Linked DNA regions of Homo sapiens: regions 2, 3 and 4 are each linked to region 1. The links are chromatin contacts, found by Hi-C or POLR2A ChIA-PET in ENCODE. All regions are on one chromosome and are shown on one strand. Each heading gives the region's core, a stretch centred on a gene start or an enhancer-like site at or near the end of the contact. The rest is flanking DNA. Distances are from core to core; before and after follow the strand shown.

The links. A loop is a pair of places that touch in the nucleus more often than their neighbours do. ChIA-PET counts read pairs that join two places held with the same protein, here RNA polymerase II (POLR2A). Pooled maps may share reads with other maps.
Region 2: a map of right lobe of liver shows a loop between it and region 1 (4-fold over the local background). The contact joins the enhancer-like site here to the promoter of SLC38A9 in region 1. A Hi-C loop is called at or near these places in 6 of 168 maps with a recorded cell type or tissue (Right ventricle myocardium superior, body of pancreas, colonic mucosa and 3 more) and 7 of 50 pooled maps. POLR2A ChIA-PET finds 5 or more read pairs at or near these places in 3 of 52 experiments (GM10248, endothelial cell of umbilical vein and naive thymus-derived CD8-positive, alpha-beta T cell).
Region 3: a loop to region 1 is called in a pooled map, with 4 times the contacts of the local background. The contact joins the enhancer-like site here to the promoter of SLC38A9 in region 1. A Hi-C loop is called at or near these places in 3 of 50 pooled maps. POLR2A ChIA-PET finds 5 or more read pairs at or near these places in 2 of 52 experiments (CD8-positive, alpha-beta memory T cell and T-cell).
Region 4: a map of prostate gland shows a loop between it and region 1 (4-fold over the local background). The contact joins the enhancer-like site here to the promoter of SLC38A9 in region 1. A Hi-C loop is called at or near these places in 1 of 168 maps with a recorded cell type or tissue (prostate gland) and 6 of 50 pooled maps. POLR2A ChIA-PET finds 5 or more read pairs at or near these places in 2 of 52 experiments (activated CD4-positive, alpha-beta T cell and naive thymus-derived CD8-positive, alpha-beta T cell).

Annotation. Positions count from the first base shown.
Region 1 is chr5:55,710,830-55,713,764 of GRCh38, reverse strand. SLC38A9 (solute carrier family 38 member 9) reads left to right here and starts at 1,441. Exons shown (of 16, transcript NM_173514.4): 1 at 1,441-1,548; 2 at 2,266-2,313. RefSeq lists enhancers at 535-1,178, 1,014-1,203, 1,294-1,343, 1,914-1,993.
Region 2 is chr5:55,337,504-55,340,438 of GRCh38, reverse strand. MTREX (Mtr4 exosome RNA helicase) reads right to left here. Exons shown (of 27, transcript NM_015360.5): 6 at 255-429. All of the region lies in intron 1 of LOC124900979 (a long non-coding RNA gene), which reads left to right. Among named protein-coding and RNA genes, the nearest start is that of MTREX, 31 kb to the right of the region's middle. Within about 2 kb of position 1,463, at least 3 of the 41 ENCODE cell types and tissues checked have a DNase peak (open chromatin) inside an H3K27ac peak, as active enhancers do.
Region 3 is chr5:56,010,891-56,013,825 of GRCh38, reverse strand. No RefSeq gene overlaps it. Among named protein-coding and RNA genes, the nearest start is that of IL6ST-DT, 17 kb to the right of the region's middle. RefSeq lists a silencer at 1,312-1,361 and enhancers at 1,492-1,621, 1,772-1,841. Within about 2 kb of position 1,410, at least 13 of the 41 ENCODE cell types and tissues checked have a DNase peak (open chromatin) inside an H3K27ac peak, as active enhancers do.
Region 4 is chr5:55,976,800-55,979,734 of GRCh38, reverse strand. All of the region lies in intron 2 of IL6ST (interleukin 6 cytokine family signal transducer), which reads left to right. Among named protein-coding and RNA genes, the nearest start is that of IL6ST, 17 kb to the left of the region's middle. Within about 2 kb of position 1,559, at least 5 of the 41 ENCODE cell types and tissues checked have a DNase peak (open chromatin) inside an H3K27ac peak, as active enhancers do.

The DNA of each region.
Region 1 (2,935 bases), core at 192-2,691:
AATGTTAGCTATTTGTTAAATTTGAATTTTTATTTTATTTTATTTTAGAGACTGAGTCTCGCTCTGTCGCCCATGCTGGAGTGCAGTGGCACAATCTTAGCTCATTGCAACCTCCGCCTACCGGATTCAAGCGATTCTCCTGCCTCAGCCTCCAGAGTAGCTGGGATTACAGGTGCACACCACCACGCCTGGCTAATTTTTGTATTTTTAGCAGAGACGGGTTTCACCATGTTGGTCAGGCTGGTCTCAAACTCCTGACCTTGTGATCTGCCCTCCTCAGCCTCCCAAAGTGCTGCAATTACAGGTGTGAGCCATCGCACCCAGCCTAAATTTGAATTTTCAAGTTTAGGTTTTTTGTTTTGTTTCGTTTTGTTTTTGAGACAGGGTCTTGCTCTGTCACCCAGGCTGCAGTGCAGTGGCACCATCATAGCTCACTGCAGCCTTAACTCCTGGCCTCAAATGATCCTCCTGCCTCAGCATCCCAAGTAAGCTTGACTACAGGCAGGTGCCACCCTGCCCAGTTAATTTTTTAAATTCTTTTGTAGAAATGGGGTCTCCCTATGTTGCCCAGACTGGTCTCCAACTCCTGGCCTCAAGTGATTCTCCCACCTCAGCCTCTCAAAATGGTGAGATTACAGGCATAAGCCACGGAGCCGGTCTAAATTTTTAGTTTTTTTTCTGGCATTACAGACACTGTTTCTTCTGGTTTAAACAGAAAAAAGAAAAAGAAACAAAAAGAGCCACTGGCTTCCTTTGTAAGAAGAGCTTAGGGTGGCCATATGCTTTTCAGGGACTGACCTTGAACTGATTTTCATAACAAGCACATTAATTTTACTTAGACTGTATGTTTACTTGGGGAGGTTTTGGGGAAAATTGCTGGGTATGTGGGGTGGGCCTCTAAAATCCTTCTAAAGCCCCTTTTAGCCTAGAGACTAATTTGCAAACACATTTTTAAAAAACAAACCCAAATATCTAGACGACGGAGGGAGCATGCCAACTCAACAGTTTTTTCAAACCAGCTTCCCTTTGTGTCTGTAGGGTCCAAGGACGTAACCAGATCATACAACACGCGCCAGGAAAGCCCAAAAGAGGGGTGATCCCTCGATGGAGGTGCCGCATCAGCGTTTTCTCACGTGGCCTCCGGGGCTCTATGAATGGCAAGAGATTGCATTCCTTCTACTACCCCTCCCAGCCTCCAGCCGGGACAAGGAACTGGAGCAAACTCGGGGCTGCAGTTCCGACTGGACTCGCCCACCTGGGCGCGCCGGCTGCCCAGCCTCCTGAAGCCTCGGGGCTGGGCCCTGCGGTGATGGGCGTGCTGGCCGTCGCAGAGCCCTCTGGGAGTTGTAGTCCGTAGCGGCGAGAGGTTTGACAGCGACCGCGGGCTTGGCGCATTCAGAACTCCAACTCCCGCCGGCCCCTGCGACCCAGGCTATTGCCGCTTCCTGTTTGGACTAGGAGCCCCGCGGTCGCAAATTGCGAGAATTTGGGAAGGGAATCTTTATCTTCTCGTCTAGTTCTCCGAGGTTGAAGGCTCGGCCTGCTCAGGTAGATCACGTTCCCACGTCTAGCAAACTCGCCCCTCGGGGAGGTGGGAAGGTATCCGAGGGAAGGCGGCGGGAAGGGTTGAAGTTGGGGCGAAGCCGGCTGTCACCTGGGATAGTTCTTTGCAGCGCATCGGAACCGTCTCTTCTTTTGGGGCTCAGGGAGGCCATAGCCTGGAGCCGCGGAGACTGCTCCGGAGGCACGGCGCGCGCTCCTCAAGGGCTCAGGGAAAGAAAGTCAGGAGTCCCTCGGGGTCTGAGGAAATCCGAGTGTCTATGGGAGTCGGTGTCAGCTGGAGCCTTAGAGAAAAGATAGGGTTGGGGTAAATGAACACCCTGACCCTCGGGTGAGAGAAGGAGGGAGTAGGAGAATTGTGGGACTTGCAGGAATGGGAGCACCCTTCTTTCTCTCTCTTGAGATAGGGTCTTGCTCCGTCGCTTGGGCTTGAGTGAGGTGGCGCGATCACGGCTGGGAGCACCTTTCTCCATCCCGAGTTGGGGACATCTAGAGGGGGAACATGAGGGAGGAACCCCCTTTGGGCCTTGAGCTAGGACCACAGAGGGGGTGAGGGCCATGACTGGTAAGCCCTCGCCACGCTTTTCACACGACTCAGTTGTGAGAGTGAGTGTGTTGATAGTGGGTAGCTTGACATCTCAGCATAGTAAAGCTGGAAGAGGGGTTTGAGAGCAGCTAGTCAAGCGCATTCTCCTCATTTTACAGAGAAGGAAACTGAGGTCCACCGAGTTGGAGAAACCTACTCAACACCAGGTAACCATTTAATGGCAAACTCGACCAACACCTAATTGTCATGACTCCCAGGCAGTGTCTTATCCATTGCCGTGCTCTGTAGATGAGCACACTATAAGTTGTAAGTTGTACCTCCACCTTGTTTTCTTTTTTCTTTTCTTTTCTTTCTTTTTTTTTTTCAGACAAGAGTCTCGCTCTGTCGCCCAGGCTGGAGTGCAGTGGAGTGATCTCGGCTCACTGCAACCTCCGCCTCCCTGGTTCAAGCGATTCTCGTGCCTCACCCTCCTGAGTAGCTAGGATTACAGCTGCCCGCCACCACGCCCCGCTAATTTTTGTATTTTTAGTAGAAACGGGGTTTCACCATGTTGGCCAGGCTGGTCTTGAACTCCTGATCTCAAGTGATCCGCCTGCCTTGGCCTCCCAAAGTGCTGGGATTACAGGCGTGGGCCACTGCGCCCAGCCTCTTTTTTCTTTTTAATACCTTCAGACATGACAAAGATCTGACATATGTAGGATAGGCAGCTGCTGAGGAGAAAGATTTTTTAAAAACGTTTTGGCCAGGTGCCGTGGCTCACGCCTGTAATCCCAGCACTTTGGGAGGCTGAGGCAGGCAGATCACGAGGTCAAGAGATCAAGACTATCC
Region 2 (2,935 bases), core at 214-2,713, 370 kb after region 1:
ACAGAAATAAACTTTAAAAATACCTGAAGAAAAAAATGTATCTGAGACAAATAATAAAGTATGGTAATTTAGAAATGTAATATTATCAGAACACTTTAAGATAAATGTTATCCATTTTGCCTAAGTCTAATCAGAAAATAAAGTACTATACTTTACCTAAGTAGAGCAACCAATAAAACTTCCCAGGTTCTAACTGAATAGTCACATTAATTTAATTAAAAACGAAAAGTCAGATGAGGCACTACATGAATTACCTCTGTGGTCATAACAAGACAAGATGCCGTAGGATTAATAGTAACATCACCAGTCATCAAACCAACATCTTGAAATTCTTCATACATTTCACGGTATTTTTGGTTACTCAGAGCCTTAATTGGGCTGGTAAATATTACACGCTGCTTTTCCCTTAAGGCCAATGCAATGGCATACCTACAAATGTGAAAACAAATAATCATACAACTTTTCCTTTAAATTATGACTTTAAAAATTCTGTTAATATTTAAATTGTGTCCAAATTTTCCCTAATTATTTATCTTGAATGGACTCTGAAGAACAGTAACACCATATCTATTATACTAATAATTATAATAAATATGAAATAGAGTGATCTAAAATCATTTTAACTCCGGTCACTCAGAGTTAATGCAACTTAGTCACTAATAGCAATAGATTACTAACAGTTACCTATTTCTTGCAAGGAAAACACCTTTGGTTCTAAGACGGGCTTCCAAAATTCAGAGCCTCTGTCTGTGAGTTCACACATATACAGATGATCAAGTGCTTATAGCCCCTGGAAAATGAAGTGTTTCCTCCTCAAGTTTCACAAATAAGTTAATCTATATGTATTCTTTTCCCACATGTAACAGTTAACAAGTCAGTCCTCTGAAAATTATGGTAGGTTCTGATTATGGAAAATTTCTTTCATAGCTATTAACAGAACACAATAGAGCAGTTTTGTTTTTCTTTAAATATAGACAGATAGCATTAAACTTAACATTGTAGTAGATCCTCCTTATTTAAGATTCAGCTCCTGCCCAGAATAGGCTTATTATAATGTATTTGGGGAAATAAAAATAACATTCATCCCAGCCAGTGAAATAAGCAATTTTTAAAAAATCAGAAGTTGTCCAAACATCAAATATGAATTACAAGAAACATACACAAAAAGAAAATACAGAAATGCTACATACATTATCTAAACTTTTCAAGAAAAAAATTGCAAGATATAAAAACAAACAGGAAAGTATGACCATATGTAGGAAAAAAGAAGCAGTCACAAGAAACTGACTGTCTCAAAAAGGAACCAAAACTATTAACAACATAATCAAATGGAAAGTCTACAGATTAGGCCGGGCGCAGTGGCTCACACCTATAATCCTAGCATTTAGGGAGGCTGAGGTGGGTGGATCACATGACGCCAAGAGTTCGAGACCAGCCTTGGCCAAAATGGGGAAACCCTGTCTCTACTAAAAATACAAAAATTAGTCAGGTATGGTGGTGTACATTTGTAATCCCAGCTACTTGGCAGGCTGAAGAAGGAGAACTGCTTGAATCCAGGAGGTGGAGGCTGCAGTGAGCCAACATCACGTCATTGTACTCCAGCCTGGGTGACAGAGTGAGACTGTGTCTCAAAAAAAAAAAAAAAAAAAAAAGAAAAAGAAAGTCTACAGATTAACAATCAAAAGAAAAAATTCTCTAGATGGGCCCATAAGCAGATTTGTGATGACTGTTATCAATGAACATGAAGATAAATTGAGAGAAATTATCAAATCTAAAGAGAAAAATAAATAGAAAAATAAGAGACACTCAGGTATCTGCAAGACATCCTCAAGTATCTCAAAGGAAATTCCAAAATAAGAAAGAGGTAGGAAAAAAAAAACAATAAAAAACTTCATTTGTTTAAAAGACATTAGAGATCCAAGAAGCTCAATTAACACAGCATGAAAAAGCAAAAAAGAACCATACCTAGAAACATCATAGTTAAACTGCTAAATGACAAAGGCAAAGAGAGTCTTTGAAAAACCACAACAGAAAAACTCAATACATAAGAGAACAACATAATTAAGGCTGACTTCTCATCAGAAACAATGGAGTAGAATGAAATGATATCAGTAGAATGATGTATCTGGAGTTGAAGGGGAAAAAAAATCGGTCAACCAGGAACTCTATATCCAGTGACACCGTCCTTCAAAAATGAAAGCAAAATAAAACTACTCTGTAAGAAATATTTATTAAAAACCTTTCAAACTAAAAGGAAGCAATACCATAAAACAGAACAATTAAGACTATGTATGTAAAGGTATATATAAAATTTTTATCACTTAATATTTTTAGAAAACACAATTTAAAGCAATGATTATACTGTATTACAGATACTGTATTATTAGATTTATAGCATATGTAGTTGAAATATATGACAGTATTAAATAGTACAAAAATGAGAAGAAAATACTAGGGCAAGTTTTCAATATTTTCCATAAATTGTGACTGTGATTTAGTTAAACATGCATACTGTAAGCCCCAAAATAACCACTAAAAACTAACTCAAAGAAAGCTAAAAAGTCAAGAGAAATTAAAATGGTACACTAAAAGATATTTGTTAAACAAAATAGAAGGCAATGGAGGAAAAATAAGGATCAAAAAAAAAACATGAGAAATATACCAAAAGACCCCCAAAACGAACAACAAAAGGCAAATATAAATCCAACCATATCAATCATTAAATTAAACTACTGAAATTTCACGAAGTATCTTCTCTAATCACAAATTAAGTTAGAAATAACAAATGGCTAAGTATATGGAAAATCACGTTTGAAAAGTAAACAACATACAAGGGAACCAAAAGAGAAATGAAAAAGTGGATTAAATGAAAATGAAACACAGTAATATCAGTTTACAGGATGCATTTTAAGCAGTACTGAGTGAAATTTTATAG
Region 3 (2,935 bases), core at 161-2,660, 300 kb before region 1:
AGATCCTTCCCACAGCACATGGGAATTATGGGAGCTACAAATCAAGATAAGGTTTGGGTGGAGACACAGCCAAACCATATCACCTCCTCTTCAGAATTCAATTTCATGTACTTTCTGAAGCACCAATCTGTTATTATTATATACTTCCTTCTACTGCTTTTTCTCATGTCAAAGTGCCTTATCATGTGTATGTTCCTGGCACCTGACGTTGAGCATGGCACTCCACAGATGCTAAGTAAATGTTTGCTATAGATGGAGATTGTGTTGATCTATGGAAATGAGGGATTGGGTGAAGTACCAGTTGTTGCCGCTGCTAACAACAACCGCATTCCCAGGTCACAGTGGGACCTTTGGCTGTGATCACCTTGGCACGTCCTGCCTTAATTATAACTCTAATTCTGGCCAGGTGCAGTGGCTCACTCCTGTAATCCCAGCACTTTGGGAGGCCAAGGCGGGCGGATCACGAGGTCAGGAGATCAAGACCATCCTGGCTAACGTGGTGAAACCCCGTCTCTACTAAAAATACAAAAAATTAGCTGGGCGTGGCGGTGGGCGCCTGTAGTCCCAGCTACTCGGGAGGCTGAGGCAGGAGAATGGTGTGAACCCGGGCGGCAGAGCTTGCAGTGAGCCGAGACTGAGCCACTGTACTCCAGCCTGGGAGACAGAGCAAGACTCTGTCTCAAAAAAAAAAATAAATTATAACTCTAATTCTGCTGTGGCCTAACTAGAGTTAAACAACTTTATGACAACTATTAGCCAGACACTCGAGGCACAAACATATTTTGCTCTCCTTTTCTTTCCCCATTGAGAAGATACAGGTTACCAGGTAAATGCCTGGTCACTCCTCAAGTTAGGACATTATTGTACTAAGGGAGGTCTGCGTGGTGAGTAGGAAATGGAGTTGCCCGGCCAGCATCAGCGCCCAAAGTCCTTTTCTGTATTTGCTCTCTTTGGAACTGGATACCACCAATGGAGTTGTGTTTGGTGGCAGGAAGCTGAGCATGTGAGGTTGCAACCAGAAGTTGCAGTATAGCTTAGTGTTTGAGGATGTGGGTTTTACAATCAGATCTCCTGGATTTGACTCTTGGTAGAGACTCCTGTCTAATTACAATCGTAGGCAAGTCATTTGACTTCTCTGACTCTCACTTTCCTCATCTGTAAAATGGGGATAATAATCAGACCAGCTTTATTTGCTGATATGAGAAATAGATAAGATCATATATGTAAAATGCTTAGCATCTTGCCTGACACATAGTAAGCATTTGATAAATGGTAGTTTTTATTAGTGACTCAGCCTTTCTGTGGCTCAGTGCTGGCTTCTTCCCTCCTGCTTGTGATTGTGGGAGGTGAAGGGCCTTACACTTCCCTGCTCATAGGCAGGGCAGTTAGTGAATAGTGTAGAGGAAACTGGGGTTTCAGGTGCAGCTAGAGAGAGCAGGCTTTGCCCTGGCTTTCTGCCTGCCCAACAGCTGTGATTTAGCATCTGAATATAAAAACTGCCAGTATCCTCCTTAGCACACCACCACCACCTCCGCAGCCTGCCACCTTCTCACTCATAGTAATACACAAAGCTAGGATGTTCTCCAAGAGTTGACATTAACTCTTAACATCTGCCCAGCACTTTACAGTTTAGAAAGCCCTTTCCCATCTCTTCTCCCATTTGGCCCTCATACTATCCTTCTGCAGTAGTCAGGGACAGCTGTTGTTAGTCACATTTTACTGATTAGGAAAGTGAAATTCAGAATGATTATGTGATTTGCCAAAGGCTGCATAGTCAGGAAGTTACAGAGCTCAAATAGAGATGTTCTGACTCCGACTTAGTCATCTGCCCACCCCGTCACAGCCCAAATGCCCTCCATGTGGAATGAGGTTTTCCAAATAAAAGCATGATGTGTATGTTCTACATGTAAGATTATTTCAGCAAAATTGTAGAAATGTGAAATACTTCTTACCTCCCTCTCCAGGACCCGTTGCTTAATGTTCAAGTATGTATATGGGTCTCAGGAAAATGAGAGGACAGACCTGTCTTTCAGTTAGTTGTCTAAAAATATTTATTGTCATGCTTTAACCCTAAGCAGTAGTCATATCCTATTTAACCTGAGTGTTTGCCCTAATCTCTCATGTTTATTCAAACAAAAGGTATCCATATTTGACTTTATATAATGATTTTTTTTTTGAGATGGAGTTTCGCTCTTGTTGCTCAGGCTGGAGTGCAACAGTGTGATCATGGCTCACTGCAACCTATGCCTCTCTGGCTCAAGTGATTCTCCTGCCTCAGCCTCCCAAGTAGCTGAGACTACAGGTGCCCGCCACCACGCCCAGCTAATTTTTTTGTATTTTTAGTAGAGACTGGGTTTCACCATGTTGGCTAGGCCAGTCTCGAACTCCTGACCTCAGGTGATCCGACCGCCTCGGCCTCCCAAAGTGCTGGTATTACAGGCGTGAGCCACCGCGCCCGGCCTATATAATGATTCTTTTCCTCCCCTTCACATTCAAGAAAGGAATCTGACATGCTTATGAAAATTGAAAACAGAAAACAAGATCAGATAGAAAGCTTTGGAGAGCTGGGGTCAAACTGAGTGTGAATTCACTGTAAAAGGGAAGGATCGAAAGCCCTGTTTGCAGTAGAGAATCTTAATGGTGTGGACTGTGTTGGGCAAGCAGCTCTGGTTAAGGACACTAACGCTTGTGCAGAAGTTTTGTTTTCAGATTGGCAGAAATTAAAGATGTGGCCATGAAGGAAACAATCTTAGTCTCTGGGTCATCCACACTCATTAACTGTAAGTGATAGAAAGGGCCTGAGCTTCAGTGTCATACAAATGTGAATTAGAATCCTGGCTCTGACATTTACCCACTGTGTGACCTTGAGCAAGTTCCCTAGTGTCTCTGAGCTTTGATTTCATCTGTAAAATGGGACAGTAGTGCCACTTTCCAG
Region 4 (2,935 bases), core at 310-2,809, 270 kb before region 1:
CGAACTGGCTCTCTGCCTTGTTTGGGTAGAGCTTTTTTCTTTGTTTTTAAGTGAGGTCTAATTTACAAACAACAAAACTGACCATTTTTAAAGTGTTCAATGTATTGGGAAGCTTATGCCAATTTACACTATAACCTGTAGTGTGTGACGATACTTTCGTTGCTTAGTCTCACAACACCCTGTTGATACTTTTTGGGTTTTTATATTTTTGCCAACACTAATATGTAAGAATGGTATTGGGATAATTTTTGGTTTGTTTACCTTTTGTTACATACTGCAAAACAGAACTCATAAGTGTACAGCTCAGTGAATTTATCACTGTCCAGATCAAGATACAGAACATGCTCAGCACCCAGAATGTCCCCTTTTATACCCTTCCTCACAAAAAACAACTGCTCTGACCTCTGTCACCAAACACCGTAGACTTTTGCCTCTTTTTGAACTTCTGTAAAATAAATCATGCAGAGCGTACTTTCTTGCCTTTTTTCTCTTTTAAAATTTTTTTGTAGAGTCAGGGTCTCACTATTTTGTGCAGGCTGGCCTCTTAACTCCTGGCCTCAAGCAATTCTTCCCCCTCAGCCTCCCAAAGTGCTGATATGACAGGTGTGGGCCACTGCACCCAACCTGTCTGATTTCTTTCATTCTGTATTATATATGAGATTCATCCATGATGCATGTATCTGTTGTTATTTTTCATTGCTGTGATTCAATTACTTGAATATACCATAATTTATCCTAGTGTTAATAGATATTTGGTTGATTTTATTTTTCATCTATTTTGAATAAAACTTCTGTAAACATTCTTGTAGATGTCTTTGGAGGTATTAAGCACTCGTTTCTTTTGGTTATACCTTATCTGGGCAGATTTTGTTTGTTTTAAGGTCTAATTTATAAACAATAAAATTCACCATTTTTTAGTTACAACTTGATAGGAAACCCATGAGTCTAACATTTCTGCGTTTCTTATCAGCAAAAACCCTGATGGCTGCCTTTTTTCTGAACTTTGTTTTGAGACGGAGTCTCGCTCTGTCACCTAGGCTGGAGTGCAGTGGTGTGACCTCGGCTCACTGCAGCCTCCGCCTCCCAGGTTCAAGCAGTTCTCTGCCTCAGCCTCCTGAGTAGCTGGGATTACAGGCGGCCGCCACCACGCCTGGCTAATTTTTGTATTTTTATTAGGGACAGGGTTTCACCATGTTGGTCAGGCTGGTCTTGAACTCCTGACCTCATGATTCACTCGCCTCAGCCTCCCAAAGTGCTGGGATTATAGGCGTGAGCCACCATGCCCAGCCAACTTACCTTTTAAAGAATGTTGGAAGGTAGACTCTCAGAGCCGTGGAGCAAAGGACAGGCTTACTTACAGTCTTCAAAGATACAGATAATGTCTCCCTCTAGAGTAAATGGCAGACATGCTTCCTGCATATTTTTCAAGTTTAGGGTTACTTAAGATCTGTCTTTCTTTCCTGTGAAGCAGCCTGTTCAGGTGTCATCTGACTTCACAATGCCCTGTGACAGTTGGGACTCAAGCAGCTGGCGCAAGAAAATGCTGATACTCTGACTACTGTTATGAGTAATACAGTCCTTTGCTTCTGACGCAAAAATGTCATGCCTTTTGCCAGTATCCATGACACTGTGGTAGGCTGACTTGTTAGCTTGAAAGTAAGGTAAAATCTCAGTGCCTTTGAAACAGTTGACACAGAATTCAGTGAATTTTGACAAATGTAGTCTTTTTTTTTTTTTAAATAGAATTTCGCTTTGTTGCCCAGGCTGGAGTGCAGTGGTGCCATCTCAGCTCACTGCAGCCCCTGCCTTCCGGGTTCAAACAGCTCTCCTGCCTCAAGCCTCATGAGTAGCTGGGACTGCAGGCATACACCACCACACCTGGCGTGTGTGTGTGTGTGTGTGTCTGTGTGTGTCGGGGTCTCGCTCTGTTGCCCATGCTGGAGTCCAGTGGCATGATCTGGGCTTACTGCAACCTCTGTTTCACGGGTTCAAACAGTTCTCCTGCCTCAGCCTCCCGAGTAGCTGGCATCACAGACACCCGCCACCACGCCAAGCTACTTTTTGTATTTTTAATAGAGATGGGGTTTCACCATGTTGGCCAGGCTCGTCTCGAACTCCTGACCTCAAGTGATCTGCCCACCTCGGCCTCCCAAAGTGCTGGGATTACAGGCGTGAGCCATCGCGTCCTGCCAAATGTATAGAGTCTTATAGTCACCACCACAATCAAGTCATAGAGTATTTTTATCACCCCAGATTTCCTTTATGCCCTTTTACGTGTGCCTTCTCTACCTCAGCCCTAGGCAACCCTGGATCTGCTTTCTGTCACCTTAGTTTTGCCGTATCAAGAATTTCTGAGGCACATGCCTGTAATCCCAGTGCTTTGGGAGGCTGAGGCAGGAGGATTGCTCGAGCCCAGGAGTTTGAGACAGCCTGGGCAACATAGTGAGACCCCCATCTCTTAAAAAAAAAAAGAATTTCCTGTAAATAGAGTTATACAATGTATAACCTGTTGTGTCTGGCTTCGTTTATTCAGTGTAATGCTTTTGAGATTCATTCATACTACTGCATGTATCACCAGTTCATACTCTTTTTTTTTTGTTTGCTGAGTAGTATTCTATTATATGTCTCTACCATTGTTTGAATGTATGTTTATACATTCAGCAGTTGGTGGACATTTGGATTGTTTCCAGTTTGGGACTTATGAATGAAGCTGCTGTGAACATTTGAGTATAAGTCTTATTGTGGGCATATGTTTTTATTTTGGGGAGTACGCTCTTTGGAGTGGAAATACCAAGTCTTATGGTGTGCTTTTAACTTGGTAACGAACTATCAAATTGTTTACCAGAGTGTCTGTATCATTTTGCGTTCCTATCTGAGTAGTTCTAATTTATATCTCTCATTTTGAGTGAGGTTGAAAGTATCTTTTCACATGCTT